5 separate regions of the Homo sapiens genome follow, and all the other regions are linked to region 1. Evidence: chromatin loops called from intact Hi-C (ENCODE). Cell type or tissue: endothelial cell of umbilical vein. All regions are shown on one strand. Links, peaks and the distances in the headings refer to the core of each region. The heading gives the core; the rest is flanking DNA.

Region 1 (6,158 bases), core at 730-4,729:
TTCCCATCTTCGACTTATGGGTAATTTCACAAGGAAGGGAGGTCACGGGTAGTCTGAAAGGTGCTGGCAAAAGGACTGGCTCCTTGTGCCCCACTGGGAGAATTTATGACTCTTCTGCCTCCTCCTAAGCTTAAAATAGACAAGTCTGGGGAGGGAGGATCATCATTTGACCTAAACTGTCATACTCTAATCCTTTAATATTAGTTTTTCAGATTAGGAGTACGGATGGGGATCTGCAGTGTGTGCATGATTTAGGCTGACCTTTCTTTAACTTCTGAAAAATGTCCTATTTATGTAACATAGATTTTCCAAAACAGCTAAATGCATGTTTGCTTTTTTCTTTCTAATTATGGATTTTTGCAATTCTTCTTTCTTTACCCTTCTCTCTCATTTTGGACATCCTACTCCCAACCTCCATTTTTTTTTTTCTCATGCCCTGCAATGTGTAGGAAGATGGTTTAATGTTTGGCAGTGTGTATACATGTGCCTCTCAGTTAACATCTTTGATATTCAATTGCAGCGATCAGGCAACATTGCTCATTTTTCCTACTATGGCCATTAAGGCAATGCCATTCTCAGGGCCTCCATTAGGACTTGTAGGATGACCATGTAACATGGAGGCCAGTCCCTCCTGGAGGGCATTTCTTAATTGCTCCTCAGTTCTAAGTGTCCCTCAGAATGCCTCAGATATTTGCTTTGACTCAGCAGAAGAAGGGAAGATCGTGGCCAGAGATAGCCTGAACCCTGCGAGAGGAGGTTAGAAAGCAGAAAGCCCTCTGCCAGCCAGGTGGGTACCAATGGTCGTTCCTAGGATGAGACCTCATGTAACAGAGCCCAGGCAGTCCTGGGGAACTGGACAGAGCTGGTGATTGGCAACAAGTTGATGGCCTGAGACCTTTGACACTCCCAACTTTTTCCCCAGGGTTTCAGGCAGCTGGAGACTGGGATGTTTAATCCACTTTGGCAAAATCTTTGGGTCCAAACTGTGTATCTTATTTATTTTTCATGATGGTGCTTAAAATATTTTTATTTTGGAAAATGCATGTGATTAAAACTATGAAATGACTAAACAAATATGTATAAAGAAATGTAAATCTCTCCCCAACTCCTAACCACTGTTTCTTTCACAAAAGTGGCTTAGGTGGAATAGTGAGATTAAAAGTGATTAAAATTTTTCCCTTATTACTTGCAAATGAGCACTTCTCAATCAATTTTTTATAAAAGCCCAGATGTTTTGCCCTCAATTCATTGGGAATAAAGGCTTTGGTAAAATACAGTAGAAATGAATTACAAGAAAAATGAATCCCACTTGAGTGTTGTGGCAACATCAAACTGCTATTAAAGGCACAAAACACATCTTGGTTTCTGTCCTTATATTGCAAATCTGTAACAGAGAGTTTGAGGACCAGCACCTGCCAAAGACCACACTTGGAGCAACATTGCCCTAAATGCTTCTTAAGGAATGTGAGATGCATTTTGACACAGGAAAAAAGAGCACAAGTTATTAAACATATTTTAAGGGTTTCAAATGAGTCAGACAAAGAATATTGAAAAGGTCTTCAGAGACGGGATCCAACATCCTCATTTTACAGTTGAGAAAACTGAGGCCCAAATAGTACACTGGATTCCAGGAAGAGCATTTAGAATTGTGCACTTTATTACTGTTACTCTGAAGAAATTTGCCTTTGCCTTTTTAGGAAGCTTTCATGCTTGCTCATCTCTGCCAAGCATTGCAGAGATTTCTCCCCTAACCAGAGCAAGTACAGCTGGGGCAGTCCCTGGTATGAACATGCCCTTCCCAAATGTGACAAGTGTGTCCCTCCCTGCCTTGATGGGGCCCTCCTCAGCATACAACCTTGAGAAGGGGAACCTTATGGGATCTGCTGGGTGGTTGTTATTTGTAATTTCTAAGCCAGCTATGCAAAAAAACAATTACAAAGAGCAGCCCTCTCCTTAGCTGGTATTATTTACCCACATTAAACCCAAACACTTGTCCTTTCTGGGTTTAGGGAAGTAGATGTGACTGGTGGTGGAGGTGAGGTAAGGATGAGAATCTCATTTTAGCTACAGGCATCAGATTGGGGCATAGTTGGCAATAGAATTAATGCAGTTCCTCTTTGCACATTTGATCAAATGATGCTTGACCTTGGGCCTCTCTCTTGTGAAGAACTGCATAAAAAGCAAGTTCAGGAGTGTGTGGGCTGAGTCCAGAGAAAATGTTACACCTGGCTAACCTATAACAAGAACCACCTTTTTAAAAAAAATTGGAATTGCCTCTAAGAGAAAAAGCGAAGGCTTAGAGAGTATGACTGAGTTTAGCACTTCAAAAGTGGAAGAGCTAACAATATGCATTGTAAGTATTATTTGTTGTTTTTGCCCTGACTCCTTTAAAAAGTAGATATGAGGACTTAGAAAAGAGATGCCAAGAGTTTGTGCCTCACTTCCTATATCCACAAAATAAGAATAGTCACATATGCCCCCTACAATTATTCAGTGTGATGCTGCAGGGCCAGCTGCACCGCCACCTCCCAACCCCATTGCACTGGCTCTTCCGGTTAGGCTGGCCCAACTCCAGGAGGAACAGGCAGAAGGGCTGGAGTGAACCCTCCCAGCTCGGCCTGGAGCAGCCCTCCAGCAAACTGATGGGAATTGGAAAGATAAAACACCCAGCTTCCTTTGAGTCAGGTGGTATGACACTGAGGTGTGTGTTCTGCTCGTAGTTATACTCCAGTTGCCCATGGTGGTAACCCACTTGATAAGATATCCTTTACTGGTTTCCTTCCCTTTCCTGACTCATTTCCTCATTCTCTTACTGGCATTTCCTGCAATCTCTTCCCAAATAAACTACTAGTACTCAAATTCTTGTTCCAGGGTTGGAGGCACTCCACCCAAGACATATGCCTACACAGCAGAATTAGTTCATCAAACCAAGTCTTTGTCTCACCCTCAGACTGTTTCTGAAGCCAGACAGACGGGGCTGAACACCTCAGAATTTCCCTGAGTGCCTCAAACGGCATCTTTTCTAAAAAACCTCTTTATTTCACTGCTTGAGAACGACTTTCTCTTACTTCCATCTCCCTCCCGCCACCTCTCTCTGCAGTCTTTTCACTGATGGAAGCCACCCGCAACCGCCCGGCCCTCGCAGCTTCTTTTAATTTGTCTCAAAAGGCTCTTAAGAGAAAACTACGCTTGCCTGTCTCTTCCCAGTTCCACAACCCTCAGAGGGCAGGTCTCTGGGACAGCAATGGTATTCCTCGGAAAGTCAGCATCTGGTGCACAGCTGCTGTTTTGACTGTAGTCCCAATGTAACAGGGCAGCAAAGTTGTTGATGGTTTTCCCCAAAGCAGTACCCCCGAGTTTTCATATCTGCTTTCCAGACTGTGCTCCCTTGAAATCCAGGAAAATGAAGCGTTTCAATCCTGGTCTCTCCTCAGCCGTCTCTCCAACGCCTCCTTTTTTTCTGTCTCTTTCTTCCCCCAGCCCCTTCCCTTTCTTTTTGGTTCATTTGCACTTTTTTTTTTTTTTTTTTTTTCATCTCACAAGGCTGCAGCAACTTGACAATACACTAAGGAGCCCTTCTTGGAGTTGTGTTGCTCCTCATTAAATACTTGTTCAGCTGGCTGCTACGTGTCAGCTTCTATTCAAAGGCCTAAATGCTAGGGATGTGGAAGTCAGTGTGCTTGCAGGCCAGTTTGGCTGGGGATGACGAGAGTATTTTGCCTGCTGTGTTCACCAAAGGGGGCCCTGAACAGGACCGCCTTCACCCGCCTTCACCCGCCTTCCACACAACACACAAACACTTGTATGAACACCAAACAGACTGAAAGCCTGGGACAGAGATTTCTTTGTAAAAGAGAAGCCATCTCCAGTTCTGTCCTTGCTGAATGGCGATTTCATGAAGCTTTTTCTCCTTTTTCGTAGAACAGTAACACACCAATCACCTCCTCTTGTCTTGTTCTTACTTCAAACAATTCTGAAAGATTTGTTTTCTTTTTTTTTTCTTTTGTATTCTTTCAGAGGATTAAAATGTCTGAAATGACAGCCTCTTTCATTATCTATCCCCCAAGTCTATTTTTCTTTCTAAAATCATCCCACCCACCCCACCCAACTCCAACATTATATTACATAATCTCTTTGTTCATTACCTGTCCCTAAAATACTGGCTCTTCACTAGACTTCCTGTCTCTCAAAGAAAGACACTGCTTTTTAAACTGCTGTATCCCTGGCATTTTAAACAATGCCTGCGACACAATAGGTACTCAATAAATACTTTTTGAGTGAATGAATGAATAAATATATCTTTAGGGAAATAAAGATAAAACAGTTATCTCAAATTTTAAGGTATCAATACTGTGACCTGCTACACAAATTAACAGCCTTGGATTCTGTTAACAGGGATTCACCCAGAGAAGTGAGGCCATCACTGAATGTTCCTCAAACATGTGATTGTCTCCTCAGCTTCTGCTGGAAGGCTTCATATCTACTGCCAGGATGCACAGAGTAGCTCTGACTATCGTATCCATACTGATCATAGGAATCATAGCTACTATTTTTTTTGGGGGGCGGGGGGGATGGAGTCTCGCTCTGTCGCCCAGGCTAGAGTGCAGTGGCACGATCTCAGCTCACTGCAACCTCCGCCTCCCGGGTTCAAGCAATTCTCTGCCTCAGCCTCTTGAGTAGCTGCGATTACAGGCACCCGCCACCATGCCTGGCTAATATTTTAATTTTTAGTAGAGATGGCATTTCACCATCTTGGCCAGGCTGGTCTTAAACTCCTGACCTCATGATCTGCCTTCCTCAGCATCCCAAAGTGCTGGGATTACAGGCGTGAGCCTGTACCTGTACATGGCCATAGCTACTATTTTAAATACGTTCTCCATTGGCCAGGCTAGCAGTATACCAGGAATACTAAGGCCTGTGAGCTACAGAGTCAGACAACAGGGCTTTGATTCCTGGCTCCACAACTTTCGCACTTCCTGAGCCTTCAGTTCTCTTATTGTAAAATGGGATTAATAACAGTACAGGCCTCAAAGAGTTTTGGTAGATTAAATGAGTTGATGTGTGGAGCAAGTGCTTAAGAAGTGGTAATTATTCCTTTATGGCTTTCTTTATCTGGACCAAATGTACTTTCAATAAGAAGCCTTTCTCTCTGACCACTCTCTTCACCTAACTGCAACACATCTCCCGAGGCCCCTGGTGGAATTTTGTGCGAAATGAAGCTGTACCACCTGGCTTTTGAAGAGCTCTATTATCATCTGTTTATGTTTTCTCACCTGATAAAAGTGAGGCTTCTCCAGTGTAGTGCTGTTCTTTCTCTGTTTTCCCTGTGCTCCCCTGCATTCAGGGGAGACTGGCTAGTAAAGAAGTAACTCAGAAGGATGCCCCAGAGTCTTCCTCTTCCTTTAAGAGCTGACCTAAGTCTCATTCCCTGACCATAACACTGCACTCCCTGTAGCCAACCTGGGCATTCAGTCCTTTGAGCTCACTGCCTTCCCTTCCTAAGCATTTATCACAACTGAACCACACTTGCCTGTTAAAAACAGACTAGTTAAGTGTTCCAGTGCCAGTAAATAGCATGAGACAAAGCCTGGAGGTAAGACCTAAAAGACATCCATCATGATGAAGTGATGAACACAGAATGAGAATGTGGCGTGGAGGTGAGCTTGGAGCCTTAATATCCATGTTTATGAGTCACTTAAAGGCAGGCTAGGTGGGACTTCACAGTTTTCTGTGAAATCTTCTGTCCCTAATCCTTGTATCCTACTTCATTCAGTTAGACCTTCTGCTGCTTAGAACATTTTTCTTCAAGTAGTGAGTACTGTAATGTTAACATCCAAGAAAGTAAAACAAATAGTCACCTCTGCAATAGCTCATTAACAACTGGGAACAGAGAGGTTAATGTTCCATAGCTTAAAAAAGTATCAATACAACTAGGGACTCTCTCAGTACAGGATGGGGTGCTATATCCATATTACCAATGGCAGTCATCCCGAGAAATCCAAGCAGCCACACTTACTCTCCTTCAGTGGGTAGATCCACTATACTTGTCATGTAGATTAGCTGTTTTCACTGGAGACTTGCATCCCATCATCCTTCTGCACACAGTTGAGGTGGACCATACCTCTTTTTTTTTTTTTTTTTTTTTTAGACGCAGTCTT
Region 2 (6,158 bases), core at 1,086-5,085, 140 kb after region 1:
GATCAACCTATTTAATCCTCAAAACAATTCTGTGAGATAGGTAGTATTACTATTCTTACTTTATAGAAAGAGACTGAGGCACAGAAAGACTAAGTCAAATATCCCAGTACTGACCACTTAATAAACATTAGGGCTAGAGTTTAACCCCTAACAATCTAATGCCAGAGCCTGCTTAACTAATGTGCTATGTGTTACCAGCTGTCTCTATAGAAAGCTAATTCTAACTGGTATGAGATGGTATCTCATTGTGGTTTTGATTTGCATTTCTCTGATGGCCAGTGATGATGAGCATTTTTTCATGTGTCTATTGGCTGCATAAATGTCTTCTTTTGAGAAGTGTTTTTTCATATCCTTCACCCACTTCTTGGTGGGGTTGATTTTTTCTTGTAAATTTGTTTAAGGTCTTTGTAGATTCTGGATATTAGCCCTTTGTCAGATGGGTAGAATGCAAAAATTTTCTCCCATTCTGTAGGTTGCCTGTTCACTCTGATGGTAGTTTCTTTTGCTGTGCAGAAGCTCTTTAGTTTAATTAGATCCCATTTGTCAATGATGGCTTTTGTTGCCATTGCTTCTGGTGTTTTAGTCATGAAGTCCTTGCCCATGCCTATGTCCTGAATGGTATTGCCTGGGTTTTCTTCTAGGGTTTTTATGGTTTTAGGTCTAACATTTAAGTCTTTAATCCAACTTGAATTAATTTTTGTATAAGGTGTAAGGAAGGGATCCAGTTTCAGCTTTCTACCTATGGCTAGCCAGTTTTCCCAGCACCATTTATTAAATAGGGAATTCTTTCCTCATTTCTTGTTTTTGTCAGTTTTGTCAAAGATCAGTTGGTTGCAGATGTGTGGTATTATTTCTGAGGGCTCTGTTCTGTTCCATTGGTCTATACCCAAAGGATTATAAATCATGCTGCTATAAAGACACATGCACACGTATGTTTATTGTGGCACTATTCACAATAGCAAAGACTTGGAACCAACCCAAATGTCCATCAGTGATATACTGGATTAAGAAAATGTGGCACATATACACCATGGAATACTATGCAGCCATAAAAAAGGATGAGTTCATGTCCTTTGTAGGGACATGGATGAAGCTGGAAACCATCATTCTGAGCAAACTATCGCAAGGACAAAAAACCAAACACCGCATGTTCTCACTCATAGGTGGGAATTGAACAATGAGAACAGTTGGACACAGGGCAGGGAACATCACACAGTGGGGCCTGTCGTGGGGTGGGGGTAGGGAGGAGGGATAGCATTAGGAGATATAACTAATGTAAATGACAAGTTAATGGGTGCAGCACACCAACATGGCACATGTATACATATGTAACAAAACTGCACGTTGTGCACATGTACCCTAGAACTTGAAGTATAATGATAATAATAATAATAAAAAATAAGTTTAAAAAAAAAGAAAGCTAATTCTAACAGCCCAAAGATTTTCCAGGGCTGTACCATATTTCCTTCCCATATCTGTTATCAGAAGCAGAGGCCTGTGCTGTTTCCATCTTTCCCAGGATTATTTCAATAAAAGGAACGGGGGGCTTTTTTATGATTCACTCATTCATGCCTAAGTTATTAGAAGTGTGAGCTCATTTCTGGTTGACTCAGATACTTTATATAGTCATAGGCAACATCTAACACTTATTCTAGTATACTCTTACAGTTAATAAATAGTAAGAAATACAAACTCATCTGTAATGTAATAACTTCAAACTTCTAAATATTTTAAATTTAACCTTACTTGCCCAAAGTGAACTAAATCATGATGACATTTATTAAGAATTTCCTCATCCTATAGCAAAGTATAATGCATGACTGGGTGAAAAGAGGGAATTTGCACTGTGTAAATGTCCGAAGGGCCAGAAAGATTTAAATGAAATCCGGGGGTTCTATAATTTTTATATTATTTGTATGCTTATGCATGCATAAGCGAGGAAGATTAATGAAAAGAAAGGATAATTAAAATTGTGGGATATTTTCTGAATTCCTTCCTCAATAGTTCTTTGGAAATGCACAAGCCCTATTATTTTCTCCTATGTTCACTGATATGCCAAGTCACAGAATGTTGTTAGACCGGTTATTGGTGTCAAAAGTTGAAATCCTATCCAATTAATTGCTTACAACATTGCTAGAATTTCTTCACACAGTTCCCTGCAAAAGCATCTATAATACACTGGCGGGGGCTACGTCTTTGCTTTTAAGGTATTTCACTGATGGACTGAACTTGTTGAATGTCTGGTACGTGTTAATAATTAGAATACAGTTGACTATTTATACCCAGGCTTGTTCCAGAAGGGATTTAAAAAATCATTTAATAAAATACATATGAAATAGCAAATAAATGATTTAAAAAAAGACTCAGGAAATTTCAGTGAAAGTAAAAGTGAGTCAGGACACAAAAATCACACAATGAAGTCACGCATATTTTCTAGAGGTATGCCAAAAACTTGTAAGTTTCTGCTAGCCAATGAGAAGAAGGAAACACTAGAGGTGAGTGAGTCACACTACTTATAGTGTTAAATCTATCTAGTTGCTGAAGAGATGAACAATTCTATCTGATTATGAGATCAGAATTTTCTCCCAAGTCTTTACAGACAGGATACCATATATTGTCATACACATAATCTCAACAGTAAACACAGACACAAGTTATTCAGTGAAGTTTATATAATACACCTCAGTATTGGCTGCTGGCATCTCACCAAAGTGCAATTAAATAAAAAAAGAGCTACTGAGGCTAATGTGAAGAGCTGTGAGCCCATGACTCCCAGATGATTTGACTCAAACTAGGGAAGATTAGAGAACTTGTAATAGTAGTTCTTGAACATTTATATCCATAAAAATATCCCAAAACATAAAGAATGGGTTGCTGTGCTTCTTCCTCATTGAGTCAGGTTTAGTCCATCTGGAGAGAGACCCACAAATATCTGTTTTCAATTATTAGCCCTCTTTCCTTGAAGTTATTCCAATGTAGAAGGTAAGCAGACCATCATGGAAAAACCAGAGATTAAAAGCAACAAGTAGCATTATTTGATATCAATTAATGAACTATCAGAGGATACTAGCAAGAAATGATCATTTTAACTTGAGATTAATTGATCTGTAACAAGTTTTGGGGGTAGTGTTAATATAAACTTGTTGAGCTGCCCTACTAGGGAGGATGCTGTACTAGAAAATATTTTTTCCTTTTCTCTACAAAGTGAAAATACCCACTGCATCAAAGAATGGATGGGGATAGAAAATCACTCAGAATTGTTGAGTGGAGACTTCTTAAAGGTGCCATTTCTTAGATGTGTGGTTGTGGGAAGAGGTCTTATTAGAATTATGTTTTTGGGATGTTGGACACTTTTCAGAAAATTGTGGCCCTGTGTAATGAAAGTTATGATGTGGTCTCCACATTCCCACTTCAGTACTTAGGCATTTGATCACCCAGCTGCCAGGAGTCTTTTCTTCTGATGGTTCTTCACAGAAATTGTCCTCCTTACCAAGGTTATATGCTTAACGCAGCTAGCATCCCATGACCCACTGGTGCAGAGAGACAAGACCTGGATGGATATCTCTGAAGGACCATCTTGTATTACAGCTTCTCTTGAGATTAGCTGAAGTCTTTGTAGGACCTGCATCACAGTTTGACTTCTTCCTCCTTCCAATCCTTTGTTCCTTACCCCTTGCAGATGTAGATCCCTAGAGGATTCTCCCCAAACTTCCTGCTCACAACCATCTCAGATTCCACTTCCTAGAGAATCTGACCTAAGACGTGGATATAAATCTCCTGATCTTCACCTCACTGATGCTACTACCTATGTTCCTTTGCAATTTGATTTTAATTATATTCACCCACCTTTCCTTTCTGTATCTGTCTTTTATTTTTCTTCAGCTCTGTTCTTGATATTTAAGGGCTTCTTAGTGTGGACACCTTTTTACTTCCTCAATGATTTTTTTTTTTTTTTTTTTTTTTGAGACAGAGTCTCACTGTGTTGCCTAGGCTGGAGTGCAGTGGAGCAATCTCAACTCGCTGCAACCTTCAACTGCCAGGTTCAAGCAATTCTCCTACCTCAGCTTCCCGAGTAGCTGGGATTACAGACATGTGCCACCATGCCTGGCTAATTTTTTTGTATTTTTGATAGAAAATACAATTTTTTTTTTTTCGTATTTTTGGTAGAGACGGGGTTTCGCCATGTTGGTCAGGCTGGTCTCAAACTTCTGACTTCAGGTGATCCACCCGCCTCGGCCTCCCAAAGTGCTGGGATTACAGGTGTGAGCCGCCACTGTACCCGGCCTGTTCCTCACTGATCTTAAAGGATTTATTTGTTCTGTACTTTGTTATCTCTTTTTGTGAGTCTGACCCAAAACAGGTCTGCTAAGCCTTAAAGATGAGGCATATGAGGTACTACTTAAGCAAACATATGTGCAAATGTGTGCAGGAGTGTGTGTAGGCGTATGTGCACACATACATATACACAGAACAAGGAGGTTTTTGTAATCCAATGCATTTGAGAAATATGACTTAAATGGGTAAGTTACTGCAGGAGTTCTCAGAGTCTGTAAAGTGCTAGTGTGAATTGTGAATCTCCACATTGTACATTATAGAACCCTCCTCTTTTCCCTTTTTATTGATGTAAAATTTTTTTTTTGAGATGGAGTCTTGCTCCGTCGCCCAGCCTGGAGTGCAGTGGCGCGATCTCTACTCACTGCAAGCTCCGCCTCCTGGGTTCACACCATTCTCCTGCCTCAGACTCCCGAGTAGCTGGGACTACAGGCGCCCACCACCATGCCCGGCTAATTTTTTGCATTATTTTAGTAGAGACGGGGTTTCACCGTGTTAGTCAGGATGGTCTCGATCTCCTGACCTCGTGATCCAGCCACCTCGGCCTCCCAAAGTGCTGGGATTACAGGCGTGAGCCGCCGCGCCCGGCCATATTGATGTAAAATTTACACAACATGGTTAACCATTTTAAGGTGTACAATTCAGTGGCATTTATTACATTTACAGTGTTGTATAACCACCGCCTCCATCTAGTTCCACAACATTTTCGTCACCTCAAAAGGGAACTCTGTATCCGTTAAGTCCTTACTTCCCACTGCACCTCCCTCAAGCCTGTGCAACCATTAATCTGCTGTCTCTACAGATTTACCTAATCTCAATATTTTATACAAAGGGACTCATTTAACATAACATGTGACCTTTTGTGTTTGAATTCTTTCACTTAGCATAATTTTTTTGAGGTTCAGTCATGTTGTAGCATGTATCGGTATTTCATTCCTTTTTATGGCTGAATGATATTCTATTCTATGAATATACTGCATTTGATATACACTCATTAGTTCTTAGATTTAGGCAGTTAATGGATACCTTTTGGCTATTTTGAATAATGGCGTTATGAACATTTGTGTATATGTTTTGTTTGAATACCAATTTTCATTTCTTTTTGCTATGTACCTAGGAGTAGAATTACTGGATTAGATGATATTTCCATGTTTAATTTTTTGAGGAGCCAAAACACTTTTTAAGTATATTGATACTAGCATACTGAGGAATAATACATTTTGAAAAGTGTTCTATATGAATTCACTTTACAATATTAATGTTAATTGTGGGTTAATAATGTTTAAATCTTTAGAACTGATGGTTTCAGAAAACTTTCACCAACAGCCTTGAATTTGGAATAAAAAAACTTTAAAGTTGAGATCTAAAAAGGAGAGATATTTTTGAGAAGAAATATCTTTTAGCATTCTTGCTCATATCATGCCATGCCAAGAACTTTTTTCTATGTTTCATAACACTTTTCCATTAAGGAATAAAAGCAAGTTTGATGGTCACTTGAGGACAATGTGAATAACATCTGCATCATAAATGCTTGTTGATTCTCTACTGAAAATCAAGTGACTGTTCTGATGTGAATGATTCAGCCTGGAAGTAAAGTTATAAAAACAAAATAGAAATAAAAAAACAAAAAATTTAATTTAAATTTACCGTTTTATAAACTATTTTTAAAAAATCTAATTCTTATTCCAGAAAGAATTTATTGAAGAGGAAAAACAATTTTGGCTTTATATTTTTTCTGCAGTGTTTAGACATTGATAGAAGAATGTACCCCTTCAATCTCTGGGGGTATTTTAGGGGAATAAAAATATAGACATTGCTATGATGCA
Region 3 (6,158 bases), core at 726-4,725, 59 kb after region 1:
ACACAAGCAATATATCCCTGCAACTTAATTTCTCTTCCTAGGATCTTTAATATTTTTCTTTTTTTATTCCATTAAACAAATATATATTGAGCATCACCTATCCACCAGATCTGAAGAAACACTATTTTTAATATGTTCAAAATTTGAGTCTTTTCTTGATACAATAACATCTGCCTTAACAGGAATCAGTATGTAAAAATTACAGTTTTTAAAGAATTATATAAAAGGTATTATTCCAGAAGACTTGCTATGGAATCCCTTTTAAAAAGGGCGTTCAGAAAAAGGTAACACTGAAATTTATTACAGTTTGAAGAAAATCACTCCAATTATAAATCCATGAACCCAGTCATTGTTTAATGAAGCTCATCTTTGCTGGAAAATCCCCACTGAGAACAAAGCATCACAATGATCCACACAGTCCTAATCAAGCCCACTGGAAAAATCACCCTGAAGAACACTGGTGGAAAACAGAAAGAAGTCCACACCACAGTGTGAGAGCTAATTTAATGTGTTCTTCAAGAAAAATTAAATAAAACAATATGACTCAATTTTTCTTTTATGTTGCAAGAAAAATAACATTTATATAAAGCTAGTAGTAGAAAAGCAGAAGTATAGCTTAGCTTTCTATGATGGCAAGTGAAATAGTTTCTGCTAATCAAAGTGATTCTTTTTTTTTTTTCCTTTGAGACGGAGTCTTGCTCTGTCGCCAGGCTGGAGTGCAGTGGCACGATCTCAGCTCACTGCAACCTCCGCCTCCCAGGTTCAAGTGATTCCCTTGCCTCAGCCTCCCGAATAGCTGGGACTAGAGGCACGTGCCACCACGCCCAGTTAATTTTTGTATTTTTAGTAGAGACGGGGTTTCACCATGTTGGCCAGGATGGTCTCAATCTCTTAACCTCGTGATCTGCCCTCCTCGGCCTCCCAAAGATCCGGGATTACAGGTGTGAGCCACCGTGCCTGGCCATCAAAGTGATTCTTAGCCATTTTCTTTGAAAATGTCAGTCATAGAGGTAGGCTCTGTTGCTCTTCAATGTATACCTTCTTTTATATAAAAGCAATTTGACTAAATATTAGATGTCTGTGTGAGTCGTGTTCTGCTACTCAAAACACTTCTTGTTCTGTTCTTCTCTATATTTTGTTTATTTGTTTGTTTTTTGAGATGGAATCTTGGTCTGTTGCCCAGGCTGGAGTGCAATGGCATGATCTCGGCTCACTGCAACCTCCACCTCCTGGGTTCAAGCGATTCTCCTGCCTCAGCCTCCCGAGTAGCTGTGATTACAGGCGCCCGCCACCATGCCCAGCTAATTTTTGTATTTTTTAGTAGAGATAGGGTTTCACCATGTTGGTCAGGCTGGTCTTGAACTCTTGACCTCAGGTGATCCACCTACCTTGGCCTCACAAAGTGCTGGGATTACAGGCATGAGCCACAGCGCCCAACCTCTTCTCTGTATGTTTATTCAGACATTCATGTTTAAGAATTTCTGAGAAAGGAAGCCAAAGATAATAATACCTGACCTCTATGTCTATATGATGAAGAAGTGCACTTCCTATGTAAAGATGCCCGTATTCCTGATTAGGTTAAGCAACTTGAAGTTCTAGTGAGGGGCAAAACTACAGGACTGCAGAAACTGGCATAGCCTTTTACACATGGCAGCATTTGTCTACTGATAATGGTGACACAACCTCCAAGAGGGCAGACCACACGGTGTATTAAAGAGAAGCTGTCCCCATAAGAAAAGGGGAAAAGTAAAATGACTCATTACATAGTTTGAAATCTCTTATGATGGGTGGACAAAACCCTCAAAGAAGAAATTCTCCAGTCTTAAATTGGGCTTTTAATGTTCGAGGCAAGAACAAGTCTCCTGATGAGTACACTGCCATCGCCTCTTTAACAATTTAGCTATGAAAATATGAAAATACGAGGAGACTATAGATTTTTATCTTAGATTTACTTACAAATTAAGCAGTGAGGGAGCATGACTAAAAATAGAAAAATGATGAAAAGATTAATTAATGATACTTTACTATGTCTCAGTGGATGGGCAGTCCTATTACAGCTGGGGCAGATGATTTCATCTTTCTGGGCCTCCATTTCCACATCTGTAAAACAGGATAATTATATCCATCTCAGAGAGCTGTTTTTAAAATTACAGATGACAGGAAAGTGAAACTGTTTTGAAAATAATGAAGCTTTCTATTACTGTGAGATTATTAAAAGATTATTATAACTAGACATGGTCAATATGTTTTCTTCAAAGTTATCAGACTAGACATTTTTCCCTCTGGTGATCTTTCACCCATATGTCTCAATCATACTGAAATTATTCAAATCACTTCTTTTTTCTGTTTTCCTGGTACTAGTTTCTCTTTTTCTTTTTCTTTTTCCTTTCTCTTTTTTTTTTTTTTTTTTTTTTTTTTTGAGACAAAGTCTCGCTCTGTTGCCCAGGCTGGAGTGCAGTGGTGCGATATCGGATCACTGCAACCACTGTCTCCTGGGTTCAAGTGATTCTCCTGGCTCAGCTTCCTGAGTAGCTGGGATTATAGGCGTGTCCCACCACTCCTAGCTAATTTTTGTATTTTTAGTAAAGACAGGGTTTCACCATGTTGGTCAGGCTGGTCTCAAACTCCTGACCTCGTGATCCGCCTGCCTCGGCCTCCCAAAGTGCTGGGATTACAGGCCTGAGCCATTGCACTGGCTGGTACTAGTTTTCTATCTGCCTGAAGAAGTACGCAAATGACTATTTTCATGACTTTTTTTTTTGCCTTTAATATTATTTAACAGCTATTTTAACAATGAAAGACATTTTACATATTCTCAAAAGGTATGTACCAAAGAAGGGTGTGGGCAGAAATGTTCACAAAATCAGGACCTTTCATTGCATCTTGGTGACCACCAATAAAGTACACAGAAACCCATAGTGAACTGAGGTCTAAGTGGCTGCTATCAACCAACACAATCTTGAACTGCTGAGTCTGATCATTTCATTTTCTTAAAACTTCAGGACAGTTCAATTTAGAGAGCACAAGAGTGAAGTTAGCCTCCCTGGTCATCTAAAGCAACATGGGAAGGTAATTTAAGAAAAGTGACACCATATCAATCACTTTCCCAAGCTTTTCAGGGGCTCACTCCAAAGACTTTCTTGATGATAAATTTTATTAAAGTGCTGATCATAATCAAAACAGTACATTGTATCAGAGGTCAAGCATTGTTTTTCACTTCCCTTCCCAGAACTTATTAAAGATGTACCTCTGAAGAAAGACATAAGGAAGAACAAAATTGTTTTGACTCACAGAAAATGGCTTACACAGACATCTAATACTTAGTCAAGTTGCTTATATATATGAAATAAGTTATACCTTGGGAGTAACAAAGCCAATAGGCTTGGCTCATAGGGGGCTAACTACGGCTGCAGCAGTTATTCAAGAAGTTAACATATTCTCTCCTGTCCCCTGAAGACACCACAGGCATCTCAGTAATAAACTGATAACAACCAATACTCAAGAGTTTGTGAAAATGCTTTGTAAAGTGCTGAATAATGTAAGTGATTATCTACTTACCACAAACGTCCTCACCAACATCATCATTAAAATCTTGAAAGATAAGTGCTTTTCAGTAGTTTTGAGAGTGAACCAATGACATGCTAAATTAAAAGCATTATATTTCAACCATTTCCAATAAGTGCCACAGAATATTAAGACTTAAGAATATTAAAATTCTGGTCAGGTGCAGTGGCCCATGCCTGTAATCCCAGCACTTTGGGAAGCCGAGGAGGGTGGATTGCCTGAGGTCAGAAGTTCAAGAGCAGCATGGCCAACATGGCAAAACCCTGTCTCTACTAAAAATACAAAAATTAGCCAGGTGTGGTAGTGGGCACCTACAATCCCAGCTACTCGGGAGGCTGAGGCAGGAGAATAACTTGAACCCAGGAGGCAGAGGTTGCAGTGAGCTGAGGTCGTGCCATTGTACTCCAGCCTGGGTGAGAAGAACAAAACTCTGTCTCAAAAAAAAAAAAAAAAAAAGAATATTAAAATTCTTATTTCATCTCCTTTTCCTCTATAGATAGAGCAGGTAGGGCACTACCAGTCCAAATCTATGTAATGTGATGTCAGTGGTAGCTCCAGAATTCCCATAGAGGAGTGGCTACATGGGTGATGATCTGGCTGAAAGGGAGGCAGGCAACACAGCTGGAAGCTGTGCTTGCACAAGAGAACACTACTTGTGGTACCTAGACTGCATGTTTATTCAGGATGGATGGGGACTATGGTGGACGAGAAGGCTGAAGGCCAAATTCAAGACCATCCTTAGAAACCCACTCCTATTAAGCACCCAGGTAAGAAAGGCCTCATATTTAAGTCTCCTTAGCATGTATCATTTTAACAGGGCTTTCCAAAAAGTACAACCAGGGGTCACCTTTGCAATATGGGATTATTTACCCTCAGGTAGGTAGAAGAGTATCTTCAGGCACTCTTCATTGCACCAAGACCCCTTCAGCCATCCCTATTCCAGCAATCCCAATGACTGAAATCATCTATGACTCATAAAGAGAAAAGGCAGGAGTGACAAAAAATTGTCCTGCGTGAGATGGTGTGATTTACTTTATGACTTTGCCTGGTCTCTATAGTCATAATGCATTGAGCCTTCTGCAAAAGATTCACACATGAGAGAATAAATGAATCAAAGGCAGAGCCAGTGATGGATGGAAAATTAACCTTAACACCCACACACCACAGCTCCCCAAAATTCACAGAAACTAAAGACTGCAGACAGAGCAAGTCTCCACTGTAAAGAACAATTTACACAAAGCAGATCATACGAGATTTTCCATAAGCCTATGGTTCTGTCAAACAATACTACAGGTGGCTTTAAGCCATTGACATTTACACTTGGTGGTGAAAAGCCATCTGGGAGAAAAAAAAATAGCACTCCCCGCCTTGGATCTAAAAGCAAGTTTCCTCGGCCTTTAAAAGCAATGAATTCCAAACAGCAACAAACAAAACACATAAACAGAATTAGTGAGAATCTGTGCTAAGAGCTATGGCAAAATCAGACAGAAGTTTCTCCCTCAAAGAGTTTTCATTCTAGTAAGAGTTTTGTTTTGTTTTGTTTGTTTTGAGACAGAGTCTCACTCTGTCGCCTAGGCTGGAGTGCAGTGGCGCGATCTCGGCTCACTGCAAACTCCGCCTCCCAGGTTCACGCCATTCTCCTGCCTCAGCCTCCCGAGTAGCTGGGACTACAGGCACCCGCCACCACGCCCAGCTAATTTTTTGTACTTTTAGTAGAGACAGGGTTTCATCGTGTTAGCGAGGATGGTCTCGATCTCCTGACTTCGTGATCCGCCCGCCTCGGCCTCCCAAAGTGCTGGGATTACAGGCATAAGCCACCACGCCTGGCTAGTAAAATAGTTTAAAACACACAGAGACAGCACAGGTAGCTTGGCAAACAAGGTCATATGAATGAGAATGCAAGGCTTGTCGGAGAGGCTATGGGCAGGAAAAGGAATCACAGTGGGATGGATAATCAAGGAAGGCCCACTAGAAAAAGTAACATTTAGACCAGGCGTTATTTCAAAGGGTGGAGCCGTTGTAGGGCACAAATAGAGAATGGTAAAACTTGGGGGGAGGTGGTGGAGAATGGTCACAAGCTAGGAAATTTGTAAGCAAAAAGGATGTGTGAGGCAGCTGGGTTCAAGTGGAACCAGGGCATGAGGGATGTGAAGGGTGGAATAGATGATGGGCAAGAGGTTTGGCTTCATCTGTGCACGTAGTCATCAAACTGGTCCTGTGTCCCATCAGCACAAGGCACTCTCTTAGGAGCCAAGGGACACTGAGGCAGCCCCCATGCTCAAAGAGAAAGGGAAGGCCATGTGATGATCTAGGATTCATAAAATCCATGGAAGGCTTTCTAACAGAGGCCAGCTATTCAAAATGCCATCTGGGGGGAGATTTAACTGAGGGCAATGCCTGTGTTATTGACAGAGAAAGAACAAAGGGTGTCCATAAGCAGAGACCAATTAGGTGATTTTTACAGATGACAAATATAAGAGTTCAGGTTTGTGTTACGGTAGCATAATTCAAGGGCAAAAATAAAACCAAATGGTTATAGATTTTGCGTAACTTTTCTGATGGATAACTTAAGATTTGATGCAACAGGAATCACC
Region 4 (6,158 bases), core at 818-4,817, 340 kb after region 1:
TTCAGAACACTCTGTGTGTGTGTGTGTGTGTGTGTGTGTGTGTGTGTGTGCGCGCACGCGCGCAAGTACTTGACACTCTGTGTGTGTGTGTGTGTGTGTGCAAGTACTTGATTTGTGCATACAAAACAGGGAATGTGGATGAGAAGGCAAAGAAAGATGGAGAATGGCAATAATCCCTATTCCAACCTAACCATAAAATTCAAACCCTTTGAAAATATATTCTTAAAATCATTACAAATGTATGCTCCCACTGTAGCATCCTAGTTATAATCTCTTCCTTAAAGAAGTTTGGAGCCCAGTTGTATGCCTAAAAATTACCATTAACTTACACAATACTGAACAAGCCAGGGCTGGTTTAAGTAGTATGCCTGCCTGTTAAGTTTCTTACTGAGTCATTCACAATGAAGCTGATTCAGGAAATATGGAGTGAGACAAAGTAAAGGAAATGGTGAAGATATTTCTTTATTTGGAATTTTCCTGTGTTCTATTCTTCAGGAAAAATTTGACCTACTTTGAAAAAAAAAAAGTGAACCTCCCTTGATTTTATTTGTATGAACTGAAGTAAAATACTAACCAAAGATTTTAGGGATTTTTTTTTTTTTTTTGTGAAACATCTTGGGCAGAGTAAAACTATAATTACAACTAATCAGGGTAAAATAATGGTGACCCATTGAGCTGAATATGCTGTAAGTGATCTATGACCTTCTGAATAGAAACCTATCTCCTATCTGAATTGACTTCCTTCTAAATGATAATAAAAAAATCTCTAGCAATCTAGATTGGCAAGATAGGTTATTTATTATAATGTGGGAAGCAGGAGAGAGAATTTGTTTGATAATTGTAGTTTCAGGCTGACAGTAATTAAATACTTCTGGGCCCTCATTGAAGAGAATACATTTTATAAGTCTCTGTCCCAGGAAATCAATATCATTCTTTTCTACCTCTGCCCTTTACTTCATCTCTTGGTTTACTTTTTAGTAATTTTTCTCTAACAGTTTCCTCTTCTTGCTTTCGCCATCTTAGAAGTCATGAAGAGCTCTGATGATGTTACTGGGTAAACAGCCTTGGCCTGAGGTTGAAGCAAGGAAACTCTGGAGTTCAACAAAGACACCAGGCCTGATGACCAACACTGTAACTACTAGACAGTGATACTGGACAAAACAACCAATCTCTCTGGCATCAGCATCATCAGTGATAAAATCAGAATAATGATAATTCAATCTTCATAGAGTTGTTGATAGAATTCAGTGATGTGAATTATGAAAAGCAATTAACTAACATAGTGCCTGACACATTAGAACTGCTTATAAAAGGATGGGAACTTTTACTATCATTTCCCAGGGACCAAATGAACACTCTCTTTCTTAATAGCACTGGAACCTCTGAGCTATCTTGAGACTTTACTTTAGGGAGTAGATATGTGTTATTTTGGTAGTAATTTTTAAACAAGATGTAATTGCATACAATATTCTTAAGAGTTGAGTGTGATTAGCGTATGTACTAATAAGATATATAAATATATACACATACATGTGTATATGTGTTGTGTATATGTGTGTGTGTATATATATATATATATATATTATATATAATTTGAAGAGTAACACCCCAGTTAAGATATAGAGCATTACCATCACCCTAGAATGTTCCCTTGAATGTCTTTCCAGTCTATGCCCCCACCTCCATAGTCGACCACTATTCTGATTTTTATTCCATAAATGAGTCTGCCTATTCTTGAACTTTCATATAGGTAGAATCAAACAGTAAGTACTCTTTTTTTCTGGATTTTCAAGCTCAATATAATGTGTGTGTGATTCATCCATGTTGTTGCAGATGTAGATCTCAGGTCAGGCCACTTATTTCTTTTTATTCCTGAGATATTCCTTTATGCCAATATATTATATTTATTTTTCTGTTTTCTTGTTGTTGGACGTTTGGGTTGTTTCCTGGGTTGTTTGTAACTTTAAAAGTTTATGCCATTTTTAAAAACTTCAAAAGAGATGGTATGGTATAAATAATTTTGCATTAGTTGGCTTTATTCTACACCTTATGAATAGAGTACAAGCATCTAATAAACATAGATGGTAGGCTTCGGAGTGGAACATTAGATTTAGATTCCAAAATGGTGCATGTACAGCCTTAGCTTCCTGGGACTCTTTATTGTCTGACTGCCACTAGAAGGTTGGCTGGCTCCTGCCAGGAAAACATTGTTGCATTTACCCTGAGTGGACCTTTTCTGTGTGTGCCCTCAGAGCACTTAAGAGAACATAGAGCTGTCACTTCTCAAGTTTACTCACCAGGCTATAAGCTTTCATTATACCTATTTGGTAACAAATGTTTGCATAGTGACAGAATTTGGTCTTAGACTCACTTTTATTGCAACCTGGTTATGAGACAGCAAAGAGGCCAATGCCCTCTTATACTACCAACAACAAAAGCACTTATAGTTACCAAAAAATGAATGATAATTATGAATGATAATTGGCTCAATACCTATTGGCTCAATACAGAAATAATATATTTCAGGTAACTTAAGTATAAAACAAAATCATTATAAAGAAATTGCCATTTTTTTTTTCTACTGACCTAACCACCCTCCTACGGCACCAGGTAAGAATTTTTCTGTGCCAAGGGTTTGTGGTTTATACTATCAAATGCACATTAAAATTTAACTTCCCATTTTCAATTAAATAGAATTGAGTCACAGTCAGTACATATCCAGAAAGGTTCACATCTTGTGATGCACTTATAAATCTGATCTTGTAAGTCCCCAAATCATATCTGCTTTCATGCATTTGTTTCTTCATTTCCTGCCCAAAGAATGTTTGGAGGATTATTTTGATCCTACTGTAGTTTAAGACCATGCCCTTACATGACTTAGTTTATTGAATATTTTGCTAGCTTATTTTTATTTTATTTTATTTTAAAGTTGTTAAGAACCAGTGGATTGTTAGTTGAAATATGCAGGGCTGCATTCCCCCATCCCATTACTACCTTTATTTCAAGTGAAAGTTTGCCATTCATAGTGCCTTTGCTTCCTAATGACCTCATTCATACCAAAATTGGGACCTGGAAGCTGAGGCCCGGATTTTTCTCTGACTCAGTTTCCTGTGTTCCAAAAAAATTCCTTTTCCTATATTAATTGTTATTCTTCTTTTGTTAAGACTTAAGTGGTTTTAAGGTAAATTCTCATGTTACCCTCTAATGCCAACTTGAGCTGTTTAAAATATCGGAAGCGCTCCCACAAATGAATTGTGTTCCCACAATTTCCTAGCATCATTCATTGCTCTCATTTCACAGATGCAAACACAAAAACACATCCTTTTGTACATAACAATCATAAATACTTTCCCAAGGTCAGGAATATTTCTGTCAGGAAAGCCCTATTTTACCAAAGAACAGGATGTTTTGATAAACTAAATATTCTGAGAATTATCATATGTACCTATCAAGGTTTCTATTGTGAAGCCTTCTCTCTCTTCACTGAGAAAGAAGTCGGCCCTTTATCTGTCTTCCTTGCTTCCTAATCTCCCACCCAAGAGGTTCAACTATTGGCTTAATGATTCACTAATTGTGAGAGATGGTGATTTATGATATTAGGGAAAAAAAAGGAAGCCTTTATAGTTGAAAAAAAATTAAGATTGTTCTCATGTTTTAATCCTACATCTATTTCTGGTCTGACTCTAGTCTTGCTTTGTTTTATTTTTGCATTTGACTGTCATCTTGATGTTTACTTCGGTCTACTTTAGAATCCTTGTCTTCATTCTGGCTTTTCTGCTTGTCAGTTTTGGGTTGGCTTTATTTATTTATTTTGTTTGGGGGCAGGACATAATCTCTTGCCCTCAGGCAAAATCAGTTGCTGACTCTCCCCCGTTTTTTCTCCAGGGTCTAGGTCACTTTATTAGCATATCTTTCATGTTTAGGTAAGACTGCTGTCGCTTTTTGAGAAGTTAGTAGGTATCCTGTGGATAAAAAGTGATATCAGGCTTTTTTTTCCTTCTCTCTCTCTCTCTCTCTCTATATATATATATGTATATCAAAAATATTAAGCACATGGATATGATTCTTATACGATAATTTGTCTTTCAAAATGATACGAAACACAAGAAGGTACATGCAGTTGATGTGATTATGACACATTGCTCTATTATGCCCAGGAAAGACTGTTTGATGAAGCCTGGATTTTTCATAATTCAGAATCTGGCTCAGCTACCTGGTCTTGTCAACTTCCAAAAGTGACTCACCAGTGACTCAGACTCAGAGGATTGTACCATGCGAAGCTTGAGCCCCAAAGGCTTTGGAGTGAAACAGGCTGGTCCAAAGTTTTAGTTCAGCTGAGATATCCTAAGTGTATTATTTGCAGGTTGAGATTTGATTATGAGAAATGAAGATATCTACCTTATAACATAGTTTAAAGGCAAAATAGTCTAATATATACACAAACACATATAGAGGCAAGATGAAGTAAAAATGGTAGCTGTGGTTGTTCTGAGAATGATTATAAAACAGAATTTGTAGAAAGAGACATATTGTTAAGAGGCTTATATAACTTACATAAGACAAAAATTATATTAGCCAAATTACATTTAGTAACTTTGTTGTATAAACATAGAAGAGCAGAAGCAATCAAATCTAGTATGCAGATTTTCCATGAGTCAGGTTATGACATCCTAATTCTTTCATCTGCACAAGATAATTAGACCTGCCTCCAGGACCACACAGATGGAGACAGTGGAAGGGCACCCTTGATCCAAGGTCAGCATCATCAATATTTCCTTTCAGTTCACTCAGTGCTCTTTCTCACTGACACATGCTTTAGTTATATGATCTTCAGTCTGGGTCTAGGCATGTCTTGCTGGTCGTTGAATTATATGTTTTCTTATTTTTTCTGATGAATTTTTAGGAAAGAACATCTCTTCACACTTATGTGCTGATACAGTTGGGAGACTTATGATGGCAATTATATTTTTTATTAATCACATAGGGAAAAAAGTATAAAGACTAAGGAGTGCATAAAAGCAGGAAGGAGTAGTGTGGTTAAGTGATGGGCGAATGAGAAAGAAAGCCGGGGTCAAGATGATAGAGGGTGAAATATTTGTTGACACTGTATTAGATCCTGTACAATGGCATGGACACTTAAAATACAAAAGGTATATACCTGAAAATTGTTTGCCTAAGCCTTTACCTTATGAAAGTAGATGGAAGAATATGTAACATTGTCTCCAGTTTTTTTTAGCTTTCCTCTTAACTCATCCATTATTATCTCTTTTTGCAAATCCAGAAGCAGGCCAATTTCCAGATATCAATTAACTGAGTTACTATCTTGCCGAAGGCAAATGTGTTTATTGGTCAATTTACCAAACTCCCATTTTCAAAAACTATTTTTGATGGACAACATTTTACTTTCCCTTTCATGACAAGCTGCTAAGGGATCTTCAATATGTCTGCCACTGCTTCCTGCTATTAGCAGCTGGAGAATGACAGGATGAGAGGCAAAGACACAAGAGAGTTGGGACTTAAGAAGATATTTCACCTGAATAATCATGGAATATAAAAATGCAATAAATATGCTATGAATATACTATTTTGCATGATGCGATTGTGTTGATAAGAATTCTTCACATATATTCAATGAATTTACATTTTGCACTATTTTTCTTGGATATCAAGAACTGTAACAATTGTCCACTTGCAGGATTAATAATATATTCTAAAAACAATAAATTCAAAAGAATGCTCTGTGTTTGAGAATATAGTCTTACAATTATATCTTTCATACCCTCTGTAGTATCTGTCTCTTCTACCCTGAAGCTCATCCGTTTCTCAGCTCACCTATTTTTCAATTCCCCTTTCTCTGCTCTCTCTTTCCTCAGCCTCCTCTTTTCTTTGTTCTATAGCTCCAGCTGGAACAGTGCGGACTGTCACAGAAACAAACCAAACATTCCTTAAAGTGCTATAATTAGGGCAAAATAAAAATTCATGAGCCACAACTATGTAGTAGAAAGGTATAAGTAAATTTGATGAATCAGTCATTTGGTGAATTAGACTTTCAACTAATTGGCTTTAGGCATGTTGCCCACTCAACAAACTGACTTCTGGTGGATTCACTTAGAACCTGTGTATTCTGGGAAGAGGTAGAGTGGTGAAAGCATAAAGCT
Region 5 (6,158 bases), core at 1,104-5,103, 140 kb after region 1:
TCCCGGTTTAGCTCATGATTGGACAACTATGTCACAAAAATATATCTGGTTTATAAATGTCACTTGTGCTGCTGATGGCCCACTTCATATAACAGAAATGGGTTTTGACTGCCCAGGTTAAAGTGGAAGTCACAGGTTTTTCTTTTCCTGAGCTCCGGGCTCAAAAATGGAGCTTTTCCTAGTTTCCTCAGAATTGAGTGGCAGACTAAAGTGGGGAAGTCTCTGTCAAGTGCTGGTGAGGATTGACAATCTTAATATTGGATATTGATACCATTGTCACTATCAACTGAAAAATGATGAGATTCATACATTTGGAAAGGAGAGCTTTATTTCTCATAAAGGGTTGCTAGTCCGCAGGCTGGTCATCCTGCAGAGAAGCATAGCCTCTGGCAGAAGCCAAGAGCAAGCACTTGGAGGGAGTGATAAAGGGAACAGAAATTTATGCTGAGTGGGTTGGGTAAGTATACATACTCAATAGATCACAGGAGGAGCCATGAATATTTTATGAAAGGAGGAACATGAACATGAGCAGTTGCGCTTCATGCCTCTACGTGGGTTGCATGTTTAACAAATGGCACTGTCAGCATGATACATTGGTGGAGTTTTTGGCCTTCTGATATCAAAAAGTGAAGCAGAGGATATGGAAACGCCCACTGTCCCTTTTCCATGAGCCGGCCAAAACTAGTCTGGGGATGGTGGTCAGTTTTTAGTAAGAGGTTCATTGTGAAACAGGTGAGCCGTCAAGCTGAAACTGTAAAGAGGGAGGTCTGGTCATGGCCTCAGATGATTGTCTAAAGGCAATAAAAGAATAAGTGATTTGTGGCCAAGCATGGTGGCTCACACCTGTAATCCCAGCACTTTGGGAGGCCAAGGCAGGTGGATCACCTGAGGTCAGGAGTTTGAGGCCAACCTAATGTACATGGCGAAACCCTGTCTCTACTAAAAATACAAAAACTAGCAGGGCCTGGTGGTGGGCCCTGTAATCCCAGCTACCTGGGAGACTGAGACATGAGAATAGCTTGAACCCCAGAGGCGGAGGTTGCAGTGAGCCAAGATCACACCATTGCACTACAGCCTGGGCAACAGAGTGAGACTCCAGCTCAAAAAAAAAAAAAAAAAAGAATAAGTGATTTGTTTCTTGTCTTCTAGAGCTGGTTTCTGTCTACTTCTTAGGAAAGAATTCTGGTTAAAAGTTAATAAGGAAGGGGCATACTGAGGTGTGTCTAATCTCCCATCCCCTCATGGCAAGGAATCAGAACATTTCTCTGCAGTGCCTTGGCCAAGAGGGAGTCTGTGTTTAGTCAGTTGAAGGGCTTAGGATCTTATTTTTATTTCTCAGCACATGATTTGTGGACTAAAGTATTATGTGGACTTTACTTTTTTGACAAGTGTTTTCCACTTCCCTCGTCCTATGTAACTTTTCCCTTTTCATCTTTCTGTCATTGGTAATTAAAAAAGAAAGTTGTAGTACACTTTTGTCTTTTATTGTGTCACCTCAAAGAGTTTGTAAAAGTGTGTGAGCTCTAAATAAGGCACTAGCTTTTATCGATATTTATTTCTCTGTTGATATTAAGTTCATCAAAACATATCTTTATGACAATTATTGCTATTGGTGTCCCCCAAAACTAAAATATCTTTTTCCTATGTACATGTCAAATGTTAATTTAATTTTTCGTTTATCTTAAGAATTTTATTGAAAAAAATTTTAATTATATAAATTTGAAAAGTATTCAGAATATAGTCAACTGAAAATAGAACATGACAGCAAATAAGTAGCAACAAGGTAGCTGAGGTAAAATACCTTTGGGATTCAAGGTGGATTTTAGGTGGGTTAAGTGGAACTCATGTAAAATAAAAAGGAGTGAGCCTTTTTCTTTTATAAAAATATGCAGCTTTCTCTCTCCCAAGGTTCAACTTAGTGGTTGGAGAAGTCACTTTTTATTATCAGAATGAGAATGAGTAACGCAAGCACTACCTGGAAGCAAAACGGTAACGTAGCTAAGCCCTGAGTAGAGAAATGTGGACCAGTTCTTTCCAATTACTTGTTGAAATGTGGCAATTGCTCTAAAATAAAAATGTGCGAATGGGGTAAAAATTACGCCATGTGGGGGAAAGCACATTCTACTCTTTAAAACCCTTTAAAGATGCAACCATTTTCCACTCAAAACTGCTTGGTGAGAATTTGCAGGATGGCCCCACACAATTCTCAGTCATAGGGAGGTCGCTCAGGTGTTTGATTTCCATTCGAGATGGAAAAACTGAAACAGAGAAAAAGAATATAATTTCCTCATCTATGAGTCAGCAAGCTCATTGAAAAGATTATGGTAGATTTGTGGACAATACTTACTTCAGCCATAGATGGGGTTGACACAATTTTTTATTGCATTACCATGTAGACAGATGAAATAATAACTAAATCTAGGGTTATATCAGTCTTCCTTCCATTTTACATATTTTCCAGTTCTCCTATGAAAGAGTCAGCTTTGTCCTTCTACTCTTGTGTCTCCTTTTATAAAATCATAACACTTTTGTTTTATCCAATAACCTGGACACCTAAGGATTGTACACATAAATAAACAAAATTGGAATTATATTTTATATATATTTGATCTTACTAATATTATATTGTAAGGATTTTCCATAATTTCTAAATGAATTTTTCCTATCCTATCCTAACCTGATTGATTAATTAATTGATTGATTTTACAAAACTTAATTTTTTAGAGCAGGTTTAGGTTCTCAGCAAAATTGGGAGGAAGGTACATAGATTTTCCATGTACCCTCTGCTCCTGCCCCACCTGCATAAATTTATTTTTTCTTATAAACTTACTATGTTTATCTTTAGACTTAAAAATGTCTTTAGAAGAGGGCACTGTTTCTTGACATTTTGTGCTTTTTTTTGGCTATCTTTTACGGTGTTAATTTATTAGGTAAGTGATTGGAAGAAAAGAGTTTCAGAAATGAGACATTGGTAAGTATATTTTGAAGGATGGGAGAATAGTGAAAGGTACAGAGTGTAGCAGGTCGGATCGGGTGGGTCTTCTACCTAGTTAAGGACACCTTTGAACAATAATTAATGTCATTTGTGGAAAAAGAAAATCCCCAACACTTTTCTTTGTTCTGAAGATAATCAGAAACCTATTCAATTTAAAACTTGTGATGTCCCATATGGTAGTTGCTACTACATGTGGCTATTCAAATACACACTTAAATTTCAATCAATGAAAAGTGAATCAGATTAAAAATCTAGTTCCTCAGTTGCACTAGCCACATTTCAAGTGCTCAGTAGCCACACGTGGGTAGGGATTACCACATTGCATAGTGCAGATAGGGAACATTTTCATCATCAGCATCACTGTGAAGAACGGGAAAAACTTCATAAACATGTAAATAAGTGCTAAGAGGAGCTGGCCAGGCACTGAAAACAACCTATGACTACTTCAATTATGATCTTGGCAAAGGCCTGAGACTTTATGAGACGTGAACTCTTCTGACCCTCCAGGATGCTAAGGATTGAACACAACACAAACAGACTTTCCCAAATTAGTCATTTCCTTTTCCATCAATATCTGAGCTCAACACTGAAGCCTCCTTGCAGAGGGATTGTGCTGTGACTACCTTTTATTTAAGAAGATACTCTTTGGTACTTTTTTTATGGTACTCTATCTGCCTATTCTCAAATTACATTCTCTAGCAAATCTCTGCCAAATTTTACCAAATATATTAATAGGTATATTGCCTATATTCTCCAGGAGAAATTTCTTTCCACCAAACTCTAAACATGATTTGGATTAACATTTAGTGTATTACCATATCACTGGATTTTAATTTTAATGCTGAAGACTTTCAACTATGGGCTTAAGGTCAGTAGAGAATAGGTTATAGGATCCATGAGGCTTGCTTTGTTTTCTTTTGCTATTTTAGCATATTTTTAATTTTCATAATGTGACAACCTTTAATATTATATCTTAAATTGAATCTCACTTTTACTTCCATTTTTATGCTCAGTATTAGTGATTAAAAACACCCTTTAAATTCATTTGTCCTGGCATTTTGACTCTTATTATAATTGCATATATAAGAGATGAGATCATCAGTTGGTTTTTAATGCCTTTAAGTTAAAATAATCTCCATATGGTTGAATTAGCCATGATCTCCACACACATAAAATCCATATGGCTGAAATTATACATACAAGGCTTTAGATAAAATGGAGAGTTGTGTAAATTTTACCACCAACAACATGTAAATTAGCAAGGATGAATGGTTTCCCCAGAGTGTCTAAAATCAAATTGCCAATAACAAAGATGTTGGTAATCAAGGTTTGACTTAAAAAATAAAAACAAAAACGAGTGTAATTTGTTAGCACTTACTATGTGCTAGATATTGTATTCTGTGTTTTATGTAGTCTACCCAAATTAGGAGTTGGCAAACTTTTTCTCTCAAAAGCCAGATACGAAATACTGTATTTGAGACTTTGTGGGCCATACGGTCTTTGTACAGTTATTCAGCTCTGCCATTGTGGCACTGAAGCAGCCAGAGATGATATTGAATGAATGGTTGTGACTCTATTTCAATGAAGCTTTGTTTACAAAAATGAGCAGTGGATCTGATTTGGCCTTTGGGCTGCAGGTCCTTTGATCTAAGTTAACCGTCATAAATAACCGAGGGCTATATATTGAGGACATGCCTCCGCCATTGAAGACTGCTGCTAACAGAAAGGAGATAATTTTAAAAATCTCTCTAACACCTGGACAGAGAGTCTGCCCCTGCAAAGGACTTCCACAGTCCCAGAGCTGTTCCTTGTCCTGGTTCCATTTCAAGCTCTGAATGTAGGCCAAAGGCTATATAGTACAGGACCATAGATTGTGGGGTCATCAGGCCTCTGCTTCTGCTTGGATTTAGAACCCTGTACTACCTAAGTAAAAAACCATGTCTCAATCAAATTATTTATAATTTGACATGACACTCCTATGTCTGTTTTAGCCACCCATAATAATGTGGGCCTCTTTGGCCAGCTCTTTTCTCAGATACCTTCCCAGAGCTTCTTCCCTGCCCTCCTGATCTCCTCCTCAGGCTTTTTGTTGTAACCTGTGGGATCTCATTCCATTAGAAATAAACGCTTCCGTCTTCACAGACTCTCCATGGAATTCTTTTTCCACTTGTTCTGTCTGTACTATGCTTCCTCTTTCCATCTCAACTTGTGTGAAGATACAGAGAGTAACCCCTGCCCTCAGACCCTGGAGCGGCCATGCAAGTCCATTATCCTAGAGCCTGTGCGGTAGTGTACTTACTAGCTGCATGCTCTCGTCCATTTAGGCCACAATAAGAAAGGGGAACGTAGATCCATGCTACCTCATTCGCTTTCTTGTTTTCAACCACCTGCTCTAGAGGTGACTCGCAAGTCTGTATCTCTAGTGGGAATTTATCTCCTGAGTTCCTCAAATTCAAATACAACTGTTTAGATATATTTTCCATTGGGTTGTCCCACAGCATCTTTTTTTTTTTTTATTTTTTGAGATGGACTCTTGCTCCGTCGCCCAGGCTGGAGGGCAGTGGCGCGATCTCGGCTCACTGCAAGCTCCACCTCCCGAGTTCACACCATTCTCCTGCCTCAGCCTCCGGAGTAGCTGGGACTACAGGCACCCACCACCATGCCCGGCTAATTTTTTTGTATGTTTTAGTAGAGACGGGGTTTCACCATGTTAGCCAGGATGGTCTCGATCCCCTGACCTGATCAGCCCACCTTGGCCTCCCAAAGTGCTGGGATTACAGGCATGAACCACAGCACCCGGCCCAGTATCTTAAGCTTAATATGCTTAAAGGTGAATTTATTCATGATCTTCCTTACAAAATAGCTTTTTCTTATGTTTGTGAATGAAACCTCCTCTATCCTTTCACCAAAAACAGAAACCTGCGATACTCCTTGACTGGTCTTCTTGGATGAAGCTGGCTGGTGACCCAGTCTTATAAGATACAGCTTTCTGACATCTTCACTAGCTATTTGCAGATGGTAAAGACTCCTACTTGTCCCCTAGAATTGCCTTTCCCCCTTTCACTTAATAGTTGAGTATTTTTAATTACATGGCCATATGGAATAAGCAACACATTTTCCAGATTGACTTGCATCTAAAGTAACCGTCTAACTAAGCTCCAGC

What was found. A loop is a pair of places that touch in the nucleus more often than their neighbours do. Peaks named below come from ENCODE experiments on the same cell type or tissue, not always from the same donor. Only the 100,000 strongest peaks of a DNase experiment are listed, where the experiment ranks them.
Region 2: a loop joins it to region 1, with 6 times the contacts of the local background. A loop is called at or near these places in 17 of 110 quality-filtered maps.
Region 3: a loop joins it to region 1, with 2.5 times the contacts of the local background. A loop is called at or near these places in 27 of 110 quality-filtered maps.
Region 4: it touches region 1 in a loop (6-fold over the local background); 16 of 110 quality-filtered maps call a loop at or near these places.
Region 5: it touches region 1 in a loop (7-fold over the local background); 6 of 110 quality-filtered maps call a loop at or near these places.

The regions. Positions count from the first base shown.
Region 1 is chr3:30,678,535-30,684,692 of GRCh38, reverse strand. The region is part of intron 5 of TGFBR2 (transforming growth factor beta receptor 2); the gene reads right to left. Among named protein-coding and RNA genes, the nearest start is that of TGFBR2, 75 kb to the right of the region's middle. In endothelial cell of umbilical vein, for the core only: no CTCF peak of the experiment used is centred there; DNase peaks (open chromatin) are centred at 2,652 and 3,672; H3K27ac peaks cover 3,678 bases.
Region 2 is chr3:30,535,387-30,541,544 of GRCh38, reverse strand. No RefSeq gene overlaps it. Among named protein-coding and RNA genes, the nearest start is that of LINC01985, 20 kb to the right of the region's middle. In endothelial cell of umbilical vein, for the core only: no CTCF peak of the experiment used is centred there; DNase peaks (open chromatin) are centred at 1,544 and 2,624; H3K27ac peaks cover 2,857 bases.
Region 3 is chr3:30,619,141-30,625,298 of GRCh38, reverse strand. All of the region lies in intron 1 of TGFBR2 (transforming growth factor beta receptor 2), which reads right to left. Among named protein-coding and RNA genes, the nearest start is that of TGFBR2, 16 kb to the right of the region's middle. In endothelial cell of umbilical vein, for the core only: no CTCF peak of the experiment used is centred there; a DNase peak (open chromatin) is centred at 3,198; H3K27ac peaks cover 612 bases.
Region 4 is chr3:30,340,587-30,346,744 of GRCh38, reverse strand. No RefSeq gene overlaps it. Among named protein-coding and RNA genes, the nearest start is that of LINC01985, 180 kb to the left of the region's middle. RefSeq lists an enhancer at 3,443-4,642. In endothelial cell of umbilical vein, for the core only: no CTCF peak of the experiment used is centred there; DNase peaks (open chromatin) are centred at 3,184, 3,854 and 4,214; H3K27ac peaks cover 3,840 bases.
Region 5 is chr3:30,542,280-30,548,437 of GRCh38, reverse strand. No RefSeq gene overlaps it. Among named protein-coding and RNA genes, the nearest start is that of LINC01985, 26 kb to the right of the region's middle. In endothelial cell of umbilical vein, for the core only: no CTCF peak of the experiment used is centred there; a DNase peak (open chromatin) is centred at 3,467; H3K27ac peaks cover 2,866 bases.